3 separate regions of the Homo sapiens genome follow, and all the other regions are linked to region 1. The links are chromatin loops, found by intact Hi-C in ENCODE. Cell type or tissue: Calu3. All regions are shown on one strand.

Evidence for each region. Peaks named below come from ENCODE experiments on the same cell type or tissue, not always from the same donor. Only the 100,000 strongest peaks of a DNase experiment are listed, where the experiment ranks them.
Region 2: it touches region 1 in a loop (6-fold over the local background); 9 of 110 quality-filtered maps call a loop at or near these places.
Region 3: a loop joins it to region 1, with 11 times the contacts of the local background. A loop is called at or near these places in 11 of 110 quality-filtered maps.

What each region holds. Positions count from the first base shown.
Region 1 is chr2:139,029,752-139,033,751 of GRCh38, forward strand. No RefSeq gene overlaps it. Among named protein-coding and RNA genes, the nearest start is that of NXPH2, 250 kb to the left of the region's middle. In Calu3, no CTCF peak of the experiment used is centred here; a DNase peak (open chromatin) is centred at 2,260.
Region 2 is chr2:138,844,498-138,848,497 of GRCh38, forward strand. No RefSeq gene overlaps it. Among named protein-coding and RNA genes, the nearest start is that of NXPH2, 66 kb to the left of the region's middle. In Calu3, a CTCF peak has its summit at 1,954 (motif pointing right); no DNase peak of the experiment used is centred here.
Region 3 is chr2:138,921,295-138,925,294 of GRCh38, forward strand. The region is part of intron 2 of LOC105373640 (a long non-coding RNA gene); the gene reads left to right. Among named protein-coding and RNA genes, the nearest start is that of NXPH2, 140 kb to the left of the region's middle. In Calu3, a CTCF peak has its summit at 1,826 (motif pointing right); no DNase peak of the experiment used is centred here.

The DNA.
Region 1 (4,000 bases):
AATTTTCCATATGCTGATGAAAGGATGTGTATTCTGCAGCTGTTGGATGAAATAGTCTATAAATGTCTGCTAGCTCCATTTGGTCTAATGTGCAGTTTAAATCCAAAGTTTCTCTGTTGATTTTCTGTCTAGATGATCTCTGCAATGCTGACAGTGGGGTGTAGAAGTCCCCAACTATTATTGTATTGGAGTTTCTTGCTCATTTTAGATCTAATAGCATTTATGCATCTGGGTGCTCTGGTGTTGGATGCATATAGGTTGTTATATCCTCTTGCAGAATTGATCTATTTATTATTATATAGTTATCTTCTTCGTCTCCTTTTACTGTTTTTCAGTTAAAGTCTATTTTACCTAATATAAGTATAACAACTTCTGCTCACTCTGGTTTCCATTTGTGTGGAGTCTTTTCACATCCCTTCACTTTAAGTCTATATGTGTCTTTATAGGTGAAGTGTTTTTTGTAGGCAGCATACAGTTGGGCTATGCTTTAAATCCATTAAGCCATTAATGTCAGCAATAATTGTGGGCACCTCTAGTGGCCTGGACTGTAGACATTTGTGGCAGCAATGGCAGTGATGTAGGTTGTTGATTTTCTTGGTGGAAAAGGGATATCTTGGGGTCCTCCTATTCTTGTTTTCCACACAATGGGGAGACTTAACCAAAGGGCTGGCTCTTGCTATCAGGTCTGATATGGCCTGCAAGCAGCTGCAGCAGTGCTGAGTTCTAGATGTAGGTACTCAGAGCAGCTGTGGGATTGAGGTCTTAGCCTCAAGATCTTGTGATCCTATTGTAACACTGGGAATTAGGGTTCAGATTTGCTTTCTGTGGCTAAGTTAGATTTATGATGCCCACAGAGTCAAGATCTGTGACTCTGGGGTATGCCCTAGCAGTTTGGGCCTGAGAGGTTGCATTGTAGTGGTGATTCTACCCCTGGGGTCAGGGTATAGCACTGGCCCAACTCTGGGTAAGAAAAGGTGCTCTGAAGGTTTGGGTCTGGGAGGCAGGGTATGGCTGTAATTCAGGAACCTGAGTAACAGGGCTCAGTGGCACTGGAGTCCCAGGAAATGAGACTCCATGTAGGAGTGATTCCAGACTTTGAAATGGCAGGGCTTGGCAGTATCTTAGACTCTGTGAGGCCAAGCTCAGTAGCAGCAAAGACATCAGAATTGCAGAGCACAGCTGTTGTTTGAGCCCTTGGGGTCAGGAAGCAGCACAACACTGACTCCACTACCCAGGGAAAGGGGTATATCAGAAGCTCCCAATCTAGGTTACTAGTCCATGTCCAGAGACATAAGGTATAAGAGTTGTTTGGCTCATAGGATAGAATGTCTCAGATCAGCCACTCCCTTGTTTCCCTGTGATATGTGGTACTAGGTCAGCTCAGCCCTGGGATGCATAGCTGCTCGGCTCAGCCAAGGCCCTGATTCCTAAGGGTTGCTGTCCCACTTGATCTCAGGTGTTGGGGGCATGACTTTTCTGGATGGCCCAGGCATGGTTTCCCTGGGTTGCAGGGTGTTGCTTCAGCTTAGGTATTAGGGTGTGTGACACCTCTGTGCAGCCAAGATGCCATTCACTGGGAGTTAGCAAACTGCTTCAACTCAGCCCCAAGGATATGTGGCTGCTCTAGGCAGCAGCAAATGTACTGTATTCTCAGGAAGCAAGGTTCTGCTTTAGCTGGGGCACAGAGGGGTATGACTGCTCTGGACAGCCAAGGCACTATTTCCCTGGGGTGTCCTGCATTGCTTCAGCTCTGGCACAGGGGGACAGGATGCAGCGGTGACAGAGAGGGGTTTATAGAGTAGATGCACCAAAGCACTATTTCTTTGGGAGGGACTGTGCAGCTTCGATTTGAGTACCATGGGGCAGGGCACAGCAGTGACTAAAAGGGATTTTTGGAGTAACTGTGCCAAGGCACTGTTTTCTTGAGAGGCAGTGTGTAGCAGCTCCACCAAAGCACCGTTTCTGTAGTAGAGAGTGTGCAGCTTCAGCTCAGGGCCCAAGGGGCAGGGTGCAGCAGCTGACTGGGGGAGGTGGATGGCACAGTTCCCCCTCAGCACTGTTTCCCTAGAAGGGTGTGTGCTGCTTTAGTGATGGTCTCCAGGTGCAGAGTGCAGTAGTGGTGACTGTGAGGAGTGGAATGAGCCTCTGAAAAGGCACTCTTTCCCCAGGAGGAAGTGGTAGTTTCAGCTCTGGCCAAGGGAGCAGGTTGCATGGTGGGTAGGTGGAGTGACTTCCCATGAGGAAGGGTGTAACAGCTGCACACAACTCAGGGGATGTTGTGCCACCTGGTGGGGGTTGCTTGGTGACAGCTTAGCTTCAGGGATGAATGGGAAAATATAATACATAAAATTATTTTAATATTAAAAAGTATCAATAATACTTTTTATAAACTAAGTGTGAGACTGAATTTGGGGAGAGGGTAAATTACATGCTTTGTCTTTTGTCCAAATGTCTTCAAGGGCTTCTTTATGTTTTATGATAGATACATAGAGCCACTTAAAAATTAGTGCATTAAACTTGTGTTTGGCATCTTGGTTGAAAGCTTTTTAGGCCTAATGTCTTTAATAGGTTTCTATTTTTGTATAGTCAATTCTATTACTTGTTTTTCTTGTTATTTATTCAATTTTGGTTAAGCTTAAAAAAATCTTTACACCTCTGAAGTTCATATTAATATTGCCCATATTTTTCTCTGTTTTATTATTTGAATATTTAACCTTTGATCTTAAAATATATTTTGTCGTATGGCTTGAGATAAACAGCTAAGTCTCTTTTTTCCTTCTCCTTAAAAACAGTCATTAATAAACAGTTTAACTGAATAGGGAGATATTTTAAAGTGATGGCATAGCTCATTATGTCAGTCCTGGATGAGGTTCCATCTTGGAGAAACTTGGATTAAAAAAAGGTCAGCAAAGGACATTGGGTTACATTGGAGGTTAGGAGAGTGATAAATAATATCCTGCCACCGTTTAATGACTCTGTACAATGTGTCAAGCAGTTGGATAATTGGTATTCACTTGTTATTTTCACAAAAATCTCATTAATTGTATTTTATTATCTTCATTTAAAAGATGTCCAGAGATGTTAGCAGATTAGTAGCTTGGTAGATTTGTTCAAGCTGCAGAATGTTAGAACTAGTATACATAAAGCATGTACTTTTAACTTACAATTTATTTTATTTTACTCTAAGTGCTGTGTGATTAAATTTTTTATTTCAAAAATTCACACAATACAGAACTATACAAAATTAAATATTTAAATATATCTTTATTTTCCTCCATTTTGTGCATAAATAGAGGCTTATTCATTCAACAAATATTTATAGAATGACTATCATATTCCAAGCCCTTCTTTAGATTGCCTCTGATTTCATGGAGCTTGTATTCTTATATTGTTCTAAACTTGTAGGGTTTTTAAGTTAGAAAAACTTGTTTTGAAATATTGCATATCTCTGTTTATATTCTTATACCTATATGTATTTATGTCTGTGTGTATATATATATATGTATGTATGATTACCTTCCGAAACTATTTCTTGAAGTTCTTATCAATATTGTGGACAAGTTCTAATTTCCCTTCATTTTTACAAAAATGGATTTTTATCAGCCTCTTAAATTTTGCCAATCTAACCTGTGAAAAATGATGTCAATACATTAATTTACATTTTCCTGATTACTTCCTATGCTACCTCCTTTTTTTCTCATATAAAAAGTTAATGGAATGAACTTCAGTTAAGATGATGTAATGCAGGAACCAAGCACTCAAGTTGTTTGGTTCTCGGCCAAACCACTCGACATCATCTCCTTGGATTTGTTCTTTTCTGCCCCTGGATGAAAGGAGGGGCTGACTCCATGGATTTTCTTGGTTATTTCAGTCTTCAGGACATTCTCATCTCAGTAGTTTCAGAAACTCTTTGTAATGTAAGATCAACACTAGTGCTCATTGTTCAATTTAAAATTCTTCCCCTTTCCCAGCTGCACATTTCCTACATGAAGAGGGCACA
Region 2 (4,000 bases), 190 kb before region 1:
CTGGGAGGTGGAGGTGGCAGTGAGCTAAGATTGCACCACTGCACTTTAGCCTGGGCAACAGAGCAAGACTCAGTCTCAAAAAAAAAAAAAATTCTTAATACTAGGTATAAAACATTAGGTTTAAAATATTAGATATAAAAGTTTTCTTGCTTAAGTAGGACTAAAGCCATTTCTAGGATTGAGGAGTCAAGGAAGCTAACTAAAATCTAATATCCTGGTTTCGTTTCTTCTCGACATTATAACACCTATCATGAGTGCCCTCCTCTTCCTAGAGTGAATTACGAGTGAGCCAAGGCCCTGATTCCCTCAGCCCTTGGTGACTGGTCAGAGACTACGCTGTCCAGAGACCCCCAGGTCTTTGGCTTCTGGCTGTAAACAGCCTCAACTCTTTATGCAGTGTGCTTTATAAATATGGTGATTTTCAATGAGTCTCATGGCCTCCAAAAGATTGGGAATCATGTCTTATGAAAAATAAAAGTGAACTAGGATAATTATGTAGCTTAATTTTTAAAAGGTTAATCAGTCCAGTGCCACACTAGCTAATATCTGAATCATGGGGAAATTATTTAAAAAATGACAGACTTGCCAAGCACGGTGGCTCATGCCTGTAATCCTAGCACTTTGGGAGGCTGAGGGGGGTGGATTGCCTGAGCTCAGGAGTTCGAGACCAGCCTGGGCAAAATGGTGAAACCCCGTCTCTACTAAAATAAAATATATATATATCTATATTAGCTGGGTGTGGCATCATGTGCCTATAATCCCAGTTACTTGGGAGGCTGAGGCAGGAGAATTGCTTGAACCAGGGAGGCAGAGGTTGCAGTGAGCTGAGATCATGTCATTGCACTCCAGCCTGAGCAACAGAGTGAGGCTTTCTCTAAAAAAAAAAAAAAGACAGATTTGGTTCCATCCAGTGATCAGAGGACTGAAGAGGGCTAAGAATTCTTTTGCTTCAGAAACTTCTTAGGGTATTGGATGCCCCATCAAGCAAGTTGAATACTCCTTCTTCTTCTTCTTCTTCTTTTTTTTTTTTTTTTGAGACAGAGTCTTACTCTGTCACTTAAGCTGGAGTGCAGTGGTGCAAACATATCTCACTGCAGCCTCCAACTCCTGGCCTCAAGCCATTCTTCCCCTTTGGTATCCCAAAGCACTGGGATTACAGGCTGAATACTCTTGAATTCAACTACCTGAAAGTAAATTTCCATGGGATCTTACCCAAGAATGAGATCATGTCCATTTTTAATCTGAAAAGAACCATAGAGATATTTTGAAAGGTATTTTCCCAGAGCACTCAAGTGAGCATTTTACTTGAATGAGACATTAAATCAAGTCCCTCTGCTTTGTCATAGTCTTGTTCAGGAAGGGGTTAAATGTTATATTCATTTGTTTTGCAAACAAGACCCCTGGTTTGGGTGTCTCAACCAGTAAAGCTGCTTGCTGGTGGCAGTGCAAACAGCCAAAGCTGCATGCAGGCTATGACAGGAAGAGTAATTTTATGATCTTCCCCTGCATGTGTGCATGCCCCTGCAAATGTGAGTCTCCAGCACAGCAAAAGTTCCTCTGAAATTTGATTTACTGCCACTCTGTGTGTGAGTTCCTTTATGGCATGGGAAGGTACATGCTCATGGATTTCTAATGGCAAGATTAAAAAGTTATTTACTTTTGCAGGCATGGTACGATATAATGATCAGTATCCGAGATCTGGTATTGTTTTCTGTAGATAAGTAGAGTTTCTTAAAATAATGAAAACTTAATCTAAATTCCATAAAAACACAAAATTTGATCTTTCTTCTATTTTCTAATATATCGACGGCTCTACTCAAAACCATTTCCATATATGACATCTCTGACTTCAGCCCACACTGATTTCTTCCTACTCCAGGATGGGCTGACAGTGAGCTGCTTGTATACTGCATACCTCTAGGGGGTGCTGTTTACATAATATATTTTGTATATGATACTTGCATAATTATTATACATACATGCCCACTACAGATATCAGTAAGATGTTCTGTGGAAGCGGTAAAATTTTCTAATGTGCACAAAGGCAAAATATGGACTAGCGGTGGGGCGGCCTTATCCTGACTGTTATAGTACTTACACTGTGGATAGCAGGATGCCATAATACATTGTTTATTTAAAATCACTACATTTGTATGTTTCCTTCACATTGTATGAGTGTGTGGGTTTCTCATATTAGAAGCTTACATTACACATCTGTGTTTCCTTGTGGCACGAATAAAAGGTGGAGGTGTAGTATGGTCTCAACGAAAGACTTAAACTGAGTCATGGGTGCACAGAATATTAACGACAGCAGAAGCATTTGCAATGCTCAAGCATCTGCTTCAGGAAGTTTTGACTGACACCAACCAACATGAGGAGTTGTTAGGATAATATTTTTACTGTATTATTTTGCCTTATACTTACAAAACAATGTATATTTAATTTTTTTGACTTTGATCCACCCTCCCCCCCCGCCAACCGGGAATTTAATAATAAGAACATATTTCTTACATTTGGGACAGTTTATAAGCTGATATGTCAGTTAGAGATTACTTTTAGCTCTATATAGCAGAAATCCCATTACAGTAGTTTAATAAAATAGGAATTCATTTTTCTCATGTCCTCTGGTCTGGGAGGTAGGCAGTTCATGGCTGTTCAGCTGTTTAGGGAATGAGACTCCTTTTCTATTTCTGCTCTGTCATCTTGAGCACGTCGATTTTGCTCCCATGGTTGCAATATGGCAGCTGCAGCACTGAGTGTCAAACTGCAATTCATACAGTGAAATAAGAAAAAAAAAAGAATAAAATGAGTTGACTGTTTCTGAAAAAGTGTTCCTGAAATTCCCTCTCAAAATCTTTTGCTGAAGTTCCATTGGCCAGGACTATGTTATATGGTCAACTCTCTTCTGAGAGATTTTTGGAAAGTGAATTTTTTTTTAAATTAGACATATTGGAATTCTTTTGGGAAGAAAGAAAGGGGAAATACTGAAGAGACTGAAGACACATTGTCTGCCATACCTAATATTGTCATTTTTAATGTATTTTTATGATGTCATTTGGGCTTATCTTCCAGACCACATTTAAATGGTTGGACTAGAGATCTGTTCAGTGGGAATTTGCATGACTGGGAGGTGACTGAGCTGGGACAAAAAAGTGAGCCTAACCATGGGATGGTTTTGGGAGTCAAAACGTAGGTGCAGAGGCCCCTTTGCAGGCCAGTCCAGGGAACTGTCAGAAAGCATCACATCTACCTATCACATACCCTCAACTGCTCACTTCGGTGATGGGAAGATCCAGATCTTATGGCAGTTTCCCACATTCCAGTTGCTTTTCAGCTTCAGCCAAGGAGGTGATGGGATTTGTAGCTGATGCAAGGTAGCTAGTGGAAATCAAGACAGTTTGAGCCTGGCTCCCCTGCTTACGAAACATGTAAAAGTTTCTTTTAGTACACATACATTATAATCACTTTATTTTACCTAGGCAAATAACATTTGCATTATTTTTTCATTTTATTTTTAACTTTCTGTTATGGAAAATTTTAAATAAATACAAAAGGAGAGAATACAATAAACCTCTATGTGCACATCGCTCAGCATCAACAATTACTAACTCACGTCTGATTTTGTTTCATATATAGCAATGCCCATTCCTTTCCCAAGATTATTTTGAAGCAAGTTGTATTATTTTTTAATAAATGTTATTTTATCTCTAAAATATAAGGCTTTTGTGTGTGTGTGTGTGTGTGTGTGTGTGTGTGTGTGTGTGATGGAGTATCGCTCTGTCGCCCATGCTGGAGTGCAGTGGCGTGATCTTGGCTCACTAAAAGCTCTGCTTCCCGAGTTCAAGCGATTCTCCTGCCTCAGCCTCCTGAGTAGCTGGGACTACAGGCTCCCACCACCATGCCCAGCTAATTTTTGTATTTTTAGTAGAGACAGGGTTTCACCATATTGTCCAGGCTGGTCTCGAACTCCTGACCATGTGATCTGTCTGCCTCGGCCTCC
Region 3 (4,000 bases), 110 kb before region 1:
GTAATCTTTGAATAGGAAGGGAACTGTGTTGCTTGCACTTTTATACATGTGGACATGTAAAAGCTGGCTAAGAGAAGTAATTAGTAAATTGGGCCTGTGTGGACAAGCCAATTCTCATTCTAATGCTGTGAATACTTAATAGTCATAAAAGGGTACTGTGGTACATAAAAAGGATATTCACACTACAGTGAAATGCACAATTCAGTGTTGAAGATTAGAGCTTGTAAAGGAATACAATTTTTCATTTGGTCTGTCTATTACAGGTTTTGGACATGCTAAATGTCTTGATTGAGAACACTGCTTAAGTGATAGATTACTGACCCCAAGGCCAACAGGGATCAGGCATTAATGTAAAGAAAAGGGCTGGGTGGGGACTGGGGCAAAATGGGGTTCAGCCATAGGTAATTGTTTCCATGTGGAAGTGTGAGCTTGGACAGGTGTTTTGATTTTTGAAGAGAAGCAGAAAATCCATAGCATTGATGTGAAATAATGATTTTTTTTAAATGTTGGTAAATAATTTCAATTTTTTAATTTTTTTGAGATGGAGTCTTGCTCTGTCACCAGGCTGGAGTGCAGTGGTGCAATCTCGGCTCACTGCGACCTCCGCCTCCCAGGTTCAAGCGATTCCCCTGTCTCAGCCTCCGAGTAGCTGGGACTACAGGCCTGCGCCACCCCGCCCGGCTAATTTTTTTTTTTTTTTAATTTTAGTAGAGACAGGGTTTCACCACGTTGGCCAGGATGGTCTTGATCTCCTGATCCAGTGATCTGCCCTCCTCGGCCTCCCAAAGTGCTGGGATTACAGGCGTGAGCCACCGCACCCGGCAATAATTTCAAAAATTTTAAATACTTTTCTTAGTAGACAAAACATGTCTGCTGGGCCACCAGCTTGCCAGCTGTGAATTTAAAACTTAATCATTGGGCTGCAATCAGAATTACTGAGACAAACAATAAAGTTGCTGATGCATGAATAAATGATGCATGGATATTTAACTAAATTAACAACTGATGCATAAATAGTAAATCAAAGAATTTTAGAATGAGAAGGGACATTAGAATCACCTTGGAACACCTTTCTCTATGATACAGATGAAAAATCTCAGGTCCACAAAAATTAAATTCTCGGGCTTAAACTCAGATGCACAAATTAAATAACATGGACTTGAATCCAAGTGTTTTGATGCTTGGCTTTTCCCACATCTCCAAGCAACTGTGGGGTGTGTGTATGTGTGTGTGTGTGCGTGTGTGTGTGTGCATATTGTGCTATAATAAAAGTGTAAATGGAATGACACATGGTGGTCAATGCTAGTACAATTCAAATTTTACTGTGCGTGCGAATCAATTGGGGATCTTGTAAAAAATGAAAGTTTTGATTCAGTAGGGCTGGAATGGGGTCCAGGTCTTTTCAGTTCTTAAAATGTCCCAGGTAATGCTGATCCCAGTACCAAATTTTGTTAGTAAGGACCTACCTTATTGACAATTGTCCTGGATGCCTGGGCTGGACTAAATGTCCAAGAGCAGAATATGTTCTTTGCTCTTTTCTGTGTCAGTCAACACTCTAATATTGTATTTCTCTCATTCTGAATCCTTGATAAGTAAAATATATTAAATTAAATGCTAAATTCACTCAACAGGAAAAGTAGATGAGCAAATGACTGGAAACAAGGGGTAGTAAGCTATATGAATCAAAAATCTCCGTGATGCAAAGCATATGAGTCCTCTCATGTCTTGTTTTATAGATAAGTATTAGTTCTGGTTAGTTCTTGGGGACCTCTCAAATCATTTTGTAACTAATAGTAACAAAAAAATGACATTCTTGACAATAAAGGAGAAAAAGGTATTTCAGAATGTAACAGCAAACATTCCACAAGATGGCAGTAAACTCTTATGCTTTACATTATCCTTAACTTTAACCTTTTACAGAATATATATTTCATCAGTGGAAATTTTTCGGACTGAGAATTACACATTGTTTTTTGAAAAGACAAAACAATACTTAATAAAACTTATATTTTTCACAGTCCCCAAACTAATGACTATATATCTACACTTTCTTCTTCATATGAGTATGACACAGTCATGCCATTCTTTTAACTTGTACTTAGTTTCAGGTTCTCATTTAAGACTGAGTGGAATATACTTTGGTGAAATATTGTAAATGTTATGAAAAAATAGGTAGATGATTAAGAGATTTTAAAAATAAAAATAAATAAAAAAATGACCAAAAGTAAGAGCTGGAAAATGTGTTAAAAACCTTGAATATAATAATAATCTATTTTTCCATAAATTTCACAATATTTCAACAAAAATGTGTTTTTTATCAACCTAAAAATACTGGTAATTACGGTTTAATACCCATTGCATTATAAGACTGTAAACATTAAAGAAATCACACTCTTAAGACTTGTCTGTAAGCTCTGTATTCTCTCTAAACCAGTCTCAGGAGATTACAGAAGCATGAATTAAGAAAAAGAAAATACAACAATTAAGGGTTTTCTAACAAGCTGTTCTCATGTGAATAAGAAGAAATGGGTAATCTACTGACCTAAAGATGGTGATATACATATGTACAGATACCCTCCTTTATACTGCAGTGATAATGGCAAAATTGGGTAGTACCCTCTTTCATCATCAAACCTGTGTGTGACCTAAAACCACTCATTTAATGACTTTGGGATTCAGTTCCTTCTAGTATAAAATAAAGTATATAGATTAGTTGATGTCGTTTCCAGCTCTGTAACATTCCAGGTTTCTCAGGAGAAAACATAGTTAAGTAAGATAAGTGTAAACTTTGAGAAGGACCATGGTGTGTAGAGGTTACTGGGGCCTTTAGGGTGTGGCAACACCGTATCTTTTTTCTTTATGTATTCTAGGTTGCTCGTAGAGAGAATCCTGGAACCGTATTTGTTTTAATATAACCCAGAAAGAGACTGGCAAGGTAGAGTGCTGCATCAGCACTGAGGGGTGTGTGGCTGTTTTCTGTATTCTTGAAATAACCGTATTATGAATCTCTTTTCTTCACGCATAAGTTTCATTTCATTAGGCCCTTAAAATAGTCAAGGGAAGAGTTGACAAGTAGTAAATGATTTGTGTTTAGCAGAGAGTGCTTTTATATATTAGAGGGCACCAGGAACATAAGAGAGCTGTGTCAATTGTAGGGGTGGGATGCCCTCTGGTAGCTTTGCCCCCTTCCTGGACAGTAGTAGCTCGCTTCCTCCTGCCTCCCTGACTCTCCCACTCTTTTCCTTCCACCTTTTCTCTCTTCTCTACTCTCTTTTCTCCTTTCTTCCTCACCCTTCTGGTCTCCAGGCCCGTGTTTCCCAGGCCCATCCCATTCCATCCACAACTCCTCGGGCACTTGTACTCCTGCAGATGTGGTCACACAGAACGTCTGGTGGTGCATGACCCCTGCTTGCCATTGAGACCATTGGGCCAGGGTGGTGCTTTGCTTCAGGCATGTCATTCCATTCCTAGCTCAGCTGAGGATGGGGATGTAGTACAGTAACCCCTCCCAATCCATAGGGGACATGTTCCAAGACCGCCGGTGGATGCCTGGAACCACAGATAGCACCCAATCCTGTATATAGTGGTTTTTTTTCTATATGTACATACTTATGATAAAGTTTAATTTATGGTAGACACAGTAAGAAGTTAATAACAATAATCAATAATCAATTAGAACAATATAGTATAATAAAAGTTGTGTGAATATGGTCTCTTTTTCCTCTCTCTTTCCCGAAATGTCTTATCTTGTTTTACTTACCTATTTTTGCACTGCAGTTTATCTTGGATAACTGAAACAGTGGAAAGCAAGACTGAGGATGAGGGGAGACTACTGCATTGCTTTGTCTCTAGTGGAGTAGAGAGTCCTCTTTTGCTTCCAAATGAATTTTTAAAGATATTAGCTAAAAGCACCATTGTGTTAGATGGAGCCAGATAATATCATTAAGCTCATAAGCATGTGTCACTGGTAAGTAACATAAATGCTGAATGGTTGAGTTTC